2 separate regions of the Homo sapiens genome follow, and region 1 is linked to region 2. Evidence: chromatin loops called from intact Hi-C (ENCODE). Cell type or tissue: Caco-2. All regions are shown on one strand. Links, peaks and the distances in the headings refer to the core of each region. The heading gives the core; the rest is flanking DNA. Region 1 overlaps ARHGAP6 (Rho GTPase activating protein 6). Region 2 overlaps ARHGAP6 (Rho GTPase activating protein 6).

Region 1 (5,386 bases), core at 97-5,096, 66 kb after region 2:
CATTGTTCTGCTTTATCATTGCACAACTTTCTCATCCAATAAATTAATCTAATTTATATTTTATAGTTCAGTCCAAAGAAAATGCCCAAATAAAGATGCTAGGAGTGGAGCACTGAAGGACAGCAGTTATTCACCATGTACTGTGTACAAAAACCTATCAATTCTTTATTTATAATGACCAAAATTTACAGAGGAAAAAATCTACGTAAGCATAATTAATTTACGTCAGGCTCTATTTACCCATGTTGTTAGTAACCACATGGGCCCCTCCATGAAGAACTGATATTAACCAGGCTCACCAACCTGCTTATCCTCAAAAGGCTGGACTAATTCTCAAGGCACTGAGGATCAGAAAAGTAACAGAGAGCTAATCTTTTCTGGTATTGATACCTATGGCAGGGTTCAAAAATATAAAATTCCTTAGTCCATTTCTTAACATTGAGTTCTCCCAGAAGCAGAGAGTGAGATAAGAATTTGCATGCAAGCAGTTTAATTGGGAGAAGATCCCAGGAAGCACTGGGAAAGGATGAAAGTGAGACGAGGAAGGGAAGGTGACCAATTCAAATGCATTAATGAGCTGGTGACTACTGTGGGCACCTGGGACTTAGTCCTTCTGGGGGCCTCTGGGAGATTGGGTAAAGCTTCACTCTGAGTCATCCCACTCAAAGGGCAAGGAAGCTGGTTGTGTTAAGTGTTGCTTTCTAGGTGTAACCACTTCCAGACTTCCCTGCTGTCCTACTGTCAGCTGTACATGAGTAGGGAGAGGTGGCAGAGAAAGCCATCAAGTCAAAAGTTGCCAATGTTTGTAGTATAAAGCCTTCAGGCTGAAGCAGGCAGGACACCAGAAGCACCTGCTGTGGCTGAGAATTAAATCACTGACCCTCCCCTCCCCTCACCTTGCATTTCTCCCCAGCTTCAGTAGTTGTTTTCCTTTGGGTTCATTTCTACATTCAGGGAAAGAAATTTCATTCATCTTGGGTCTATCTCTAAGATTTAATTTCTCTAATTTATAGATTCCCAACTTGTGGGACATGACTGCTTTGAGGTGGTAGTGGGAGAGCCTCAAATTATATAAGGGAATCCTCCAATCTATTTGCACACTCAACATCATTTCTAGAATAAATAATTTATCTGAAGGTATGTTTTACTGTCTTTCATATGCTGTTAGATGCTACTTGTGTTGTGAAAATTATATATGAATTCATTTTGATTGACAAATTAATTTGCTAATTTCTGTCATTATATTATATCAGACAACTAAAATTACCATGCTTAGTAATTCTAACTATGAGAGGTTAAAATGGAGGAGAGGTGTCCATAATTTAAAAGTTTAGAAACCATTGATATAATGGTTGGAAAACACTAAAGGAGAATTAGTCCTAATGATGCTTTGCTAATATGAGGAGTGTGTGTGTGTGTGTGTGTGTGTGTGTGTGTGTGTGTGTGTGTGTGTCTTTTAGTCCATCTGCTTCCAAAGTATTATTAAATGTCACTTAAGATTACACTGATATGTTTAAGTGTCTAGGCTCCAGAGTTAAATTTGATCTTGAATCTTACCTCTCTGACTCAAGTAGCTGTTTGAACCTAGACAAATGACTTAACTTCTTCAAGCCTGAGTTTCCATATCTGTAAAACAAGCTTTTTAATATATCCTTCTTCTATGAGTGTTGTAAAGTTCAAGTGAGATATATGTATAAAGATTTCAAATACGAATTAACCAATTGTTGCCAGGCACAGTGGCTCACACTTGTAATCCCAGCACTTTGGGAGGCTGAGATGGGTGGATCACAAGGTCAGGAGTTGGAGACCAGCCTGGGCAACATGGCGAAACCTTGTCTCTATTAAAAATACAAAAATTAGCCGGGTGTGGTGGCACACGCCTATAGTACCAGCTACTTGGAAGGCTGAGGCAGGAGAATTGCTTGAACCCGGGAGGTGGAGGTTGCAGTGAGCCAAGATTGTGCCACTGCACTCCAGCCTGGGCGACAGAGCGAGATTCCATCTCAAAAAATAAAAAGAAAAGAAAAGAAAAAAGAATTAACCAATTGTCTGCTGCATCTTTTTTATCTGTTCCCACATCTTTTTATCAATGACACTAGATTAGGGTTGCCAGACAGAATACAGGTCACTCAGTTAAATTTGACTTTCAGATAATAAATGAATATTTTTAGCATAAATATGTCCCAAATATTGCATGGTTCTAGATGGGTTGGGGAAAACATGATTTTAGAAACCCTGGAATTTTCAACCTTATTTTGCATTATGGTCTTTTCAAAGCATTGCATGGGATCTACTTATAAATACCACATGGAATATACTGTAAAAATATTTGTTTTTCTGAAATTCAAATGTAACTGAGTGATTTGCTAAATCTGGCAATTAGTTACATTAGCTGAATATGCCTAATCACAGAGGTGGTCAAAAGGCTTAAGGACTTGTGGATACAAGTTTCAGTTCAGTTTTTATAAATTCCATTAAAATTTTCGATAAGTATGGCTGGATTCCTTTTAGGAAACGTAGTCTAAAGATTCACATTCTTTTATGAGCAATCGCTACAGAACAAGGGCCCCAAATTCTGTGTGTGTCTGTGTTTCTTTTAGTCCATCTGCTTCCAAAGTCTTATTAAATTCAACTTAAACTACACTGAGCTATTGATTGAACTATTTATTCTACCAATAGACAATACCTATGGTGCTTTTCTGTGGCACGTTTAGATAAAATATTTGCTAACCTTTCAGCACAGAGGGAGATGAAGCCCTGCTAGTGAAGTCCAGCTTACCAAGGGCATATGTTATATATTCCCCTTTTATTCTGGCATACTTCTGATTTAGCCCAGATGCTGTGTAGATTCTACCGATTCTTGCATTTCGCTGCCTACCTTTTACCAAAAGGGTTGCCTAGCAGGGTCCACAGGGTTTCCAAATGCAGGAAACTATAGCAAAGGTTGCTTGTCCTTTTAATCCACAGACTGTTATCAATGCAGATTCTTTGAATGCTTTGAAAAGACCACAATGGACAATGAGGTTGTAAATTTCAAGGCTTCTAAAAAACATATTTCCCCAGCCCTCCTAGAATTGAACCAGTTACAACAAGATCTTTATGCAACAGGGCCCAGATTCTGGACACTAATAGCTTTGCCCCTGGGTGAAGTAGGCCAGGTTTCCTTAAGCAAAGGCCGCTATTAAGCTTTTGGGTTCTCCACCAGGTCTCCAAGGCATCCATGCATGCATAAACAAACAACCCGAAACTCAGCCTTTCCTGTACCCATGTGTAAGCTTAATGGCTTATATTACCAAAACATTACTAAAACCAACCCAGAAATAAAAGAAAATGGATGTCAAATCAGTGTAACTGTCAGTGGAGTGGTTGTCATTCTAGACTTTCTATCCCTGAAAGAAGTTGGATAGAGCAAGAAACATCTGTGTGTGCTTCTGATGTCACACACACAATCTCCCTCTCCCCCATCTACTTTTACTTTTCTCAGGCCCTTGCTGCAAGGGAAATCTCTCGAGTCTTTAGTGTAATGTCTGGAACATAGTAAGTGCTTGATAAATGCCAGCTATCAGCACTATTAACAGGCACTGTCACCTGGTTTAAGGTCAGTTCGACTCCAAGCTAAATTCTCAGTGTTCCCTATAGTTTAGGCTTTGTGGGACTAAAGGCAGTGCACGAATCATGCTCTAGAGCAGTGTTTCTCAAATGACCTGTATTGAAAGACAAGGTTTGCTTGTTTGTTTCCAATCCATTGCAGAATCATACTTTTGTAAAATGTAATAAAAATAAAATAAATTACTAAAAAGGGGTGGAGGGAAGCACATGAAACACAAGCCCAGTTTTAAAAATTAGGTTCAATAGATATAAAATTATGGTGCCAAATTTCTATAAAAGTTTCTAAATGTTTACTCTTGCTTGATTTGCATATATCCTTACAGACCTGCAAGGACTATCTAAGAATTGGCACTGGTCCGGGGACCATACTTTGAGTAGCATGGATCTAAAGATCATTAAACATGCATTTCACTATTGAAAACATAGGCTCTTGAAATGGAATAATATGATTATTTTAATCAGTGAGTAAACTGACACCTTGTTCTTTTATTAATAAGAGAAGAATAACTCTGATAAGTCAAAGTAATATATGCAGTATGAAAATTTAATGATATTTTCCCCAGTAGATTAAATTTCTAATTATGTGGTATTTAGGCTAATGTTAAAATCTGTATTTTCCTTAGTACACAGGCCATCAACAAGTGGAGGTGTCTGCTCAGGAAATACAACTTATTTCTGTCAAAAATATATTGTGAATAATACAATGTATATGCAGTGTATAATACTCTCCAAAGAAGGACAAAAATCAGGAAAACTACAATAGGTATGGATTTGCCACTTCAGAAAGCCACTGCCTTACCTGGATATGGCTCTCTCAAGTTTACAAGACTGTGGCATTAAACCATACTGTGTCTGAATACCTTTCCCATCCCCATCTACCAAGGAAAATTCTGCTGATCTTACAAGACCCAGATCAAGAGTTACCTCTTGAGTGCATTCTCAACATTCATTCATCCATTCATTCGTCATTCACACTCATCCATCCAACAAAAGTGTATTGCCTACCCTACAATATGCCAAGCTGGAGATGGCACATGGTGGTGTAGGTGCTACAGATACAACATTGAACAAACCATGGTTCCTACCTTTTTAGAGTTTGTGTTCTAATGGTGAGAAAGGAGAGAAAAACAAATTAAATATATTCATAATATTGTGTTTGGTAAGTGAAAACTGTTATAAAGCAAAGTAAAACACGGACTCAACTTGCTATCTTCATCTAAACCACAGAACACAGAAAGTACTTTGACAGACTATATTCTCAATTTTCCCAAGGATGATGCACAGCTATTACCATTCTCGATACATACGAGAGAAGTTAATTCATTGCATACAATGGATGCCTTAGGGAATGACATCTTAATTTGCAGACTGAGAGAGGGTGAAATAGAGAGTAACTGAGGTGCTATTTTAGATAATGTACTCTGAGTGGCCTCTGTAAGAATTGTACAAGGGAGCAGAGATCTTTTTTTAAAAATCCTTGAGCATGAGCCATGTGGATAACTAAGGGAAAAACACTTCAGGCAAGAAAACGAAATTCAAATTCCCCAAAACATAGAGAACTTGTTGAGTCTGAGGAACAGCTGGGGGAGGCCTATGTAACTGGAATGGAATGAGTGAAGTGCCAAGTACTGGGAGAAAAGGACAGCAGGTCAGGGTTGTCAGTAGAGGGTGCTCCTACCAAGCCTTATTAGACTGTCACTTTGCAGTTCAATTATAGCATAATCATACTATTTTTCTTCAGTTAGCAATAGGTTGTTTGAAGGCAGAATCTGTGTGA
Region 2 (5,386 bases), core at 216-5,215:
TCTGACTCAAGTATTGAGTGCCAAACCACTGTACCATACTGCCTTTATTTAATTAAAAGGACAGTTAAAGGGGGCTGGAAAGGCTACCTGGTGGGAGTTGGGGTTGTAGAGAAATATCTGGACTATCAAGGGGCATCAGATATATTTTTGGGGTGATGGAAATGTTTAGCTATTGTTTTGTGGTGGTCGTTTCACAACAATTATCAAAATTCATCCATTTGTACACTTGAAATGGATGCAGTTTATTAAACTATTGCTCAATAAAATGAACTTTGAAAAGGGGTTCTGGAAAGATTAGCTTGCATATACTGAAATCACCAGTTTCATTCACCCCAATTACCCTACAGAACATCTGTCTTTAATTACTCAAGTTTCTAATTCATGGGCCAAGTGTGAGTTCTGTATTTTGTCTTAACTCCCTTACTTTTCCTTGAGGTGTGACTTACATGGTCTATTTAATATGTGACCATTCACAGACTTCAGCCCTAGGTTGTGCATTTAATAGTGAGTAGCCAATGAATTAGTGTTAAAAAAAAAGTGTTATAGTTGATCCTTGTTCACTGCTTTTGATAGGCAGAATTAAAAGATGGCCTGCAAGATTCCCATCCCCTGGTATATACACCTGGTATAACCCCTTCCCATGTGAGTGTAGGCAGGACCTGGGAATATGATGGAACAGTCTGCCCCTTGATTAGGTTACCTTCTGTGGCAAAGGTGATGGGATGTTGCTCCTATGATTATATTACAGTGTGTAAGACTCCATAGTAGCCTACAGGAGAGAGATGCTCCTGCTGGCCTTTGAGAAGTAAGTTGCCAGATTGTGAGAGGGCCTGTGAGATGGTCACATGGCAAGGAACTTCAAGGGGACTCTAGGAGCACAGTGCAACCCCTGGCTGACAGCTGGCAAGAAAAGGGTATCTTATTTCTGCAATGGTAAGAAGCTAGATTTTGCCATCAACATGAGCTTGGAAGAGGATCCTGAGCTGAAGATGAGACAGCAGCCCTGGCTGATACGTTCACTTAGGGTCATAGGACCCTTGTATGACCCTGTATGATCCTGAGTGCAGGATCCAGTTAGGTGTTCCTGGCCTCCTGACCCACAGAAACTGTGGGATAATGTATGTGTGCTATTTTAAGCCACTAGGTGGTACTCTCTTATGCAGCCAAAACAATTGAATATACTGCTCCTTAAAAAGATCCAGTCATTCATTTAACATTTATTGAGATCCTGCTGTGTGTACCACTCCAGAATAGCTTCCTCAGGCTGGAATTTTCCACCGTACTTCCCTTGGTTGGACCTAATTATATTTAAGTGCCTCCTCCTGCATTGTTTGTGCAGTTTACCACAGTCCTAGGAGCTAGACTACCTGGGTTCAAATCCCAGTTCTACTGTTTACTAGCTGTGTGACTACAGGTAGATTATTACTTCTGTGTGCCTGTTTCCTCATTTGTAAAGTGAGAATAATAATGGTGTCTACTCCACTCAAATGAGCTTATTTATTAGTCAGGTAAGGTTATGCTGGGGTAACAAATTAACCATGGAGCCTCACTGGCTTAATGCAATGGAAACATATTTTTCAGTGATGCTGTGGGTTTTCGGGGGCTCTACTTCTTGTAGTTACTAATGGACTCCAGCTGAGCGAGGGTCCTCCAAACTGAGATGCCACCATCTTAACAGATTGCTTAGACAGAGCTGGAGGGTCATTTACTTTCTTGGCCAGAAAGTAATACATGCTACTTCCATTCACAGTCCATGCTGCAAAACCAGTCAAGTGATCTCACGTAACTCAAGCTGGTTGGGAAGAGACAAACAAAGAAGGAGCCCACCCTGTGGAAATCTTTTCATATACAGAGAAGAGCCAGTATACAGGCTGTGGGGAAGGAATTACTGACATGTTCACGAAAGAGTAAGAAGCTCAGTGTGACAGTTGTGTGGTGACTAAGGACAAGAGTTATAGAAGAAATCATTGGAGAGATAGGGAGGGGCAAGATCACACAGAGTGAGCAAAAGCAAGAGAGTGAGAGAGACAGAAAGTGCTGTCTGGGTCACCTCTTAGACTCGTAGCCACACAAAGGGGGGAGCTATCTGTGTTTGTCACTTCTATCCCCCAAGTGCCTAACACACTTGCTGGACACTCAGTAGAACCTCAGACACTTTGTTTACTGAATGAATACATGAATGAGGTGGTGGGGTTGACATACTTGTCTCTCTGAATTTCATTCCCCGGGCCTCTCTCCAAGGTACGGACTGCTTCTTGACCATCACAACGAAGCTTTGGAAACATATTTCAGGGATGATGAAGCAAACATTATCTTGTGTACAAGACAGTTCAGCAGAACATTATCAAGGAAACCACATTCCTATCTTGTAGGCTAAGGATGGAGCTGAAAGATGTGACTGGACTTTAGACTTCCTGCAGGCAGCAACTCTTCCCCACTGCAGCCTCTGCTGGCTGAGAAACAGGGGCCTCTCTCAAGAAGAAGCATATCAGATCTGACCAGAGACTGGCCAGAAAGAACACCCTGCAGACTGCCTGAAGCCCAGGGCTAGGAGGGAGGCTGAAGGAGGGACAATAGCATCTCTGGAAGTCAAAATATTTTCTTTTACCCAGCTGCCAACTTGCAGAGAAGGAAATTAAAGCAAGGCTGCTTTCCTAATTTAGAGCGAGGATATTTTCCATATTTTTGTAGAGATATTTTATTTATGAGACACAAAAGGAACCAGGGGATACAGATAGTAAGAGTGTCTACTGGCCTTTTAATGCACGGTAGGCTGCACATTTCCTTCTTGTGCTTTAGAAATAGGTTCAATAAAAGAAAGTCCAACTTGTGAAATCACACACATCTAATTCTCTTTGAGATTTAAGGCCACAAGTTGTGACCTGAGCTGAGTCACAGCTGGGTCGAAGGGAACTGCCTCATCTCTTCTCCACCCACGACAATGCCCTCTCCATCAAAAAATATCTAACTGTGTTTGTCCCAGATTAACAGCAAGCCTTGGGATGATGTGGGAAAGCGACCTTTGCATTGTTTGTACAGTGTAGTAATGGCGTCCTTGTGTTTCCTCCATCCCAACTGTCTGAAAACACTTTCCAAATTTATTTCAGCTGTGGTTAAGGAATAACAGAATAGAAACATAGCAGCGATTTTGTAGTTTAATGACTCAATCAAGAAAGAAAACATTACCATCGTGCTGTGTTTGACAATTCACTCCAAATCGATTAATTTGATTTTTATAATGAGATTTGGGATAACATTCTGATTCTCCAAATCTTAGAAAGCAGCCATTTCATCCCTCAAATCCAATATAAAGGCTTTACCTGCATGGGATTCAAATTTATAATGTTGTGTGGTAAGGATTCTATGATGCATTTGCTTCCAACTTTTAAACTCAAATACCTATGGTGACACCATCAAAGCTAAAAAGTGTGAGCAAAAACTGGACCTCTGCCAGCACTTTGCTAGACTGTCACAGGCGTTTCCACTAACTGCATGGCTGACTGAAATGGCTTTTAAAAGGTAGTGGCGAGACCCTTGAAAGTACTTGAGTGTATTCTTGTATCTCTCCTCTTGCAGTCTGCCCCATGGCTGAGAAATGCAGTCTGTCCCAGCCAGAAATCTGGGTATCCATCTTTTTACTTTATGATTCCTTTTAGGTGTCTCCCATTAGCATTGGTGGATTTCTCTCTTTCTGCATCCAGTACAGAACTGCAGGATCCAAAGATCACCTGAGCAGAGTGGAAGGTGGTGTTGGAGGAGTAGGGAGACCTCACTATACAGTGAAGTTACGTAACGTGCAAATATATCTACCTTGAATTCAACTATGGGTGTTCTGGAAAAGGTGTGGGTGGGGCGTGTGGAGAGGGAGGATGGAGGGAAAAATGGGAGAATGCCTATGAAAAAACATAATTCAACTATTGTGGTTTTCTGTTGTTGTTGTTGTTCTTTCATTTGTTTGTTTGTTGATACAGGGTCTCACTCTGTCACCCAGGCTGGAGTGCAGTGGCACGATCATGGCTCACTGTAGCCTCAAACTTCTGGGCTCAAGTGATCCTCCTGCCTCAGCCTTCCAAGTAGCTGGGACTACAGGCACTAACCACCATACCTGGCTAACTTTTTGATTTTTTGTAGAGATGGGGTCTCATTATCTTACCCAGGCTGGTGTCATGAACTCCTGGACTCAAGAAATCCCTTTGCCTTGGCCTCTCAAAGTGCTGGGATTACAGGTGTGAGCCACTGAACCCAGCCTGTAATTCAAACATTTGATTACATGCTACATTGCACTCATGAGTGTGTCCCCCTGGGAGTGCACATAACTTTGAAAATGTGATTCCATTAAAGTCATCACAACTGCCTGTTCAGTCGGTGTCTGTCTTTGCGTGCTTCCCACAGACAGCACCTCACTAAGCTAAACTATGAACCGCATTTAGTGTTCGAAGTCATACATTCTTTAAATACAACATGGCCTTCAATTATAAGTCAACTGCTTCGTAGTTGGCTGCCAAAGCAACAGCCATCTTAAACCATGAAATGCCCTTCAGAAGAAAGACATGTGCTAGGAAGATGGAGGAGGGAGCTTGAAGAAACCTGGGTCCCAGGTAAATGTGAAGTCACTATTCCAGTCTCATCTAAATCAGAAAATAATAACTTCCTATCTTTTTCAGCTATGGTTACTTTGAGTTTTTGGATAGATGCGGCTAAACCTCATCCTCATCTACACATTGTTTACATGCAAAATGAATTCCACCTTGAGATATAATATAAGAAGCATGCCCTCTTTGTGGCTGAATATAAACCACAGTGGAACTTTCTCCAAAAAAGGAATATTTACAAAGCTATTCCCTTACCTCCAGGTAAGCAGAAATTATTTAATATTTTATTTTAAAAGAAATCACTGCATTCAATACAATGTATCTTGCTGAGCTTTTCTTGATCGGCATTTTAAGCTCATATGATTAATTTTTCTGACTTTCTGAAGCACATAGACATGAAAACTGAAACTAAGTCACAGATAAACAAGGAGTACACACAAGGATGTATCAAAAGGCAAAGAAAAAAGTATCCTAACACTCAAACAAATATTCATAAACTGTAATTACAGGGGAAAAGGCACAGGATGTTCCTGCCTGTTTATAAAGATTAACAAACCTTGGCCAAACCCTTCTTCTTTTCCTTATCTCCAGTAATTGCCAAGCAAGTTCAACTGCAAAGCTAAAGAATGTGCCAATCTCTTCTTTCAAGACTTTATTCCTCTTTGTTTTCACTGCTCATTTTCTTCAATACGTCATCACAAGTTCCTTAGACCTACCTTTAGATAAAATGCTTCTGTTTCCTTAACTATAATGAGCTTCATGTAAGGAGCAACACCAACATTTATGAAAAATTT

The links. Peaks named below come from ENCODE experiments on the same cell type or tissue, not always from the same donor. Only the 100,000 strongest peaks of a DNase experiment are listed, where the experiment ranks them.
Region 1: it touches region 2 in a loop (9-fold over the local background); 6 of 110 quality-filtered maps call a loop at or near these places.

The regions. Positions count from the first base shown.
Region 1 is chrX:11,525,607-11,530,992 of GRCh38, forward strand. All of the region lies in intron 1 of ARHGAP6 (Rho GTPase activating protein 6), which reads right to left. Among named protein-coding and RNA genes, the nearest start is that of ARHGAP6, 140 kb to the right of the region's middle. In Caco-2, for the core only: no CTCF peak of the experiment used is centred there; no DNase peak of the experiment used is centred there.
Region 2 is chrX:11,459,393-11,464,778 of GRCh38, forward strand. All of the region lies in intron 1 of ARHGAP6 (Rho GTPase activating protein 6), which reads right to left. Among named protein-coding and RNA genes, the nearest start is that of MIR548AX, 140 kb to the left of the region's middle. RefSeq lists an enhancer at 2,819-2,963 and a cis regulatory region at 2,886-2,896. In Caco-2, for the core only: no CTCF peak of the experiment used is centred there; DNase peaks (open chromatin) are centred at 2,439 and 2,969.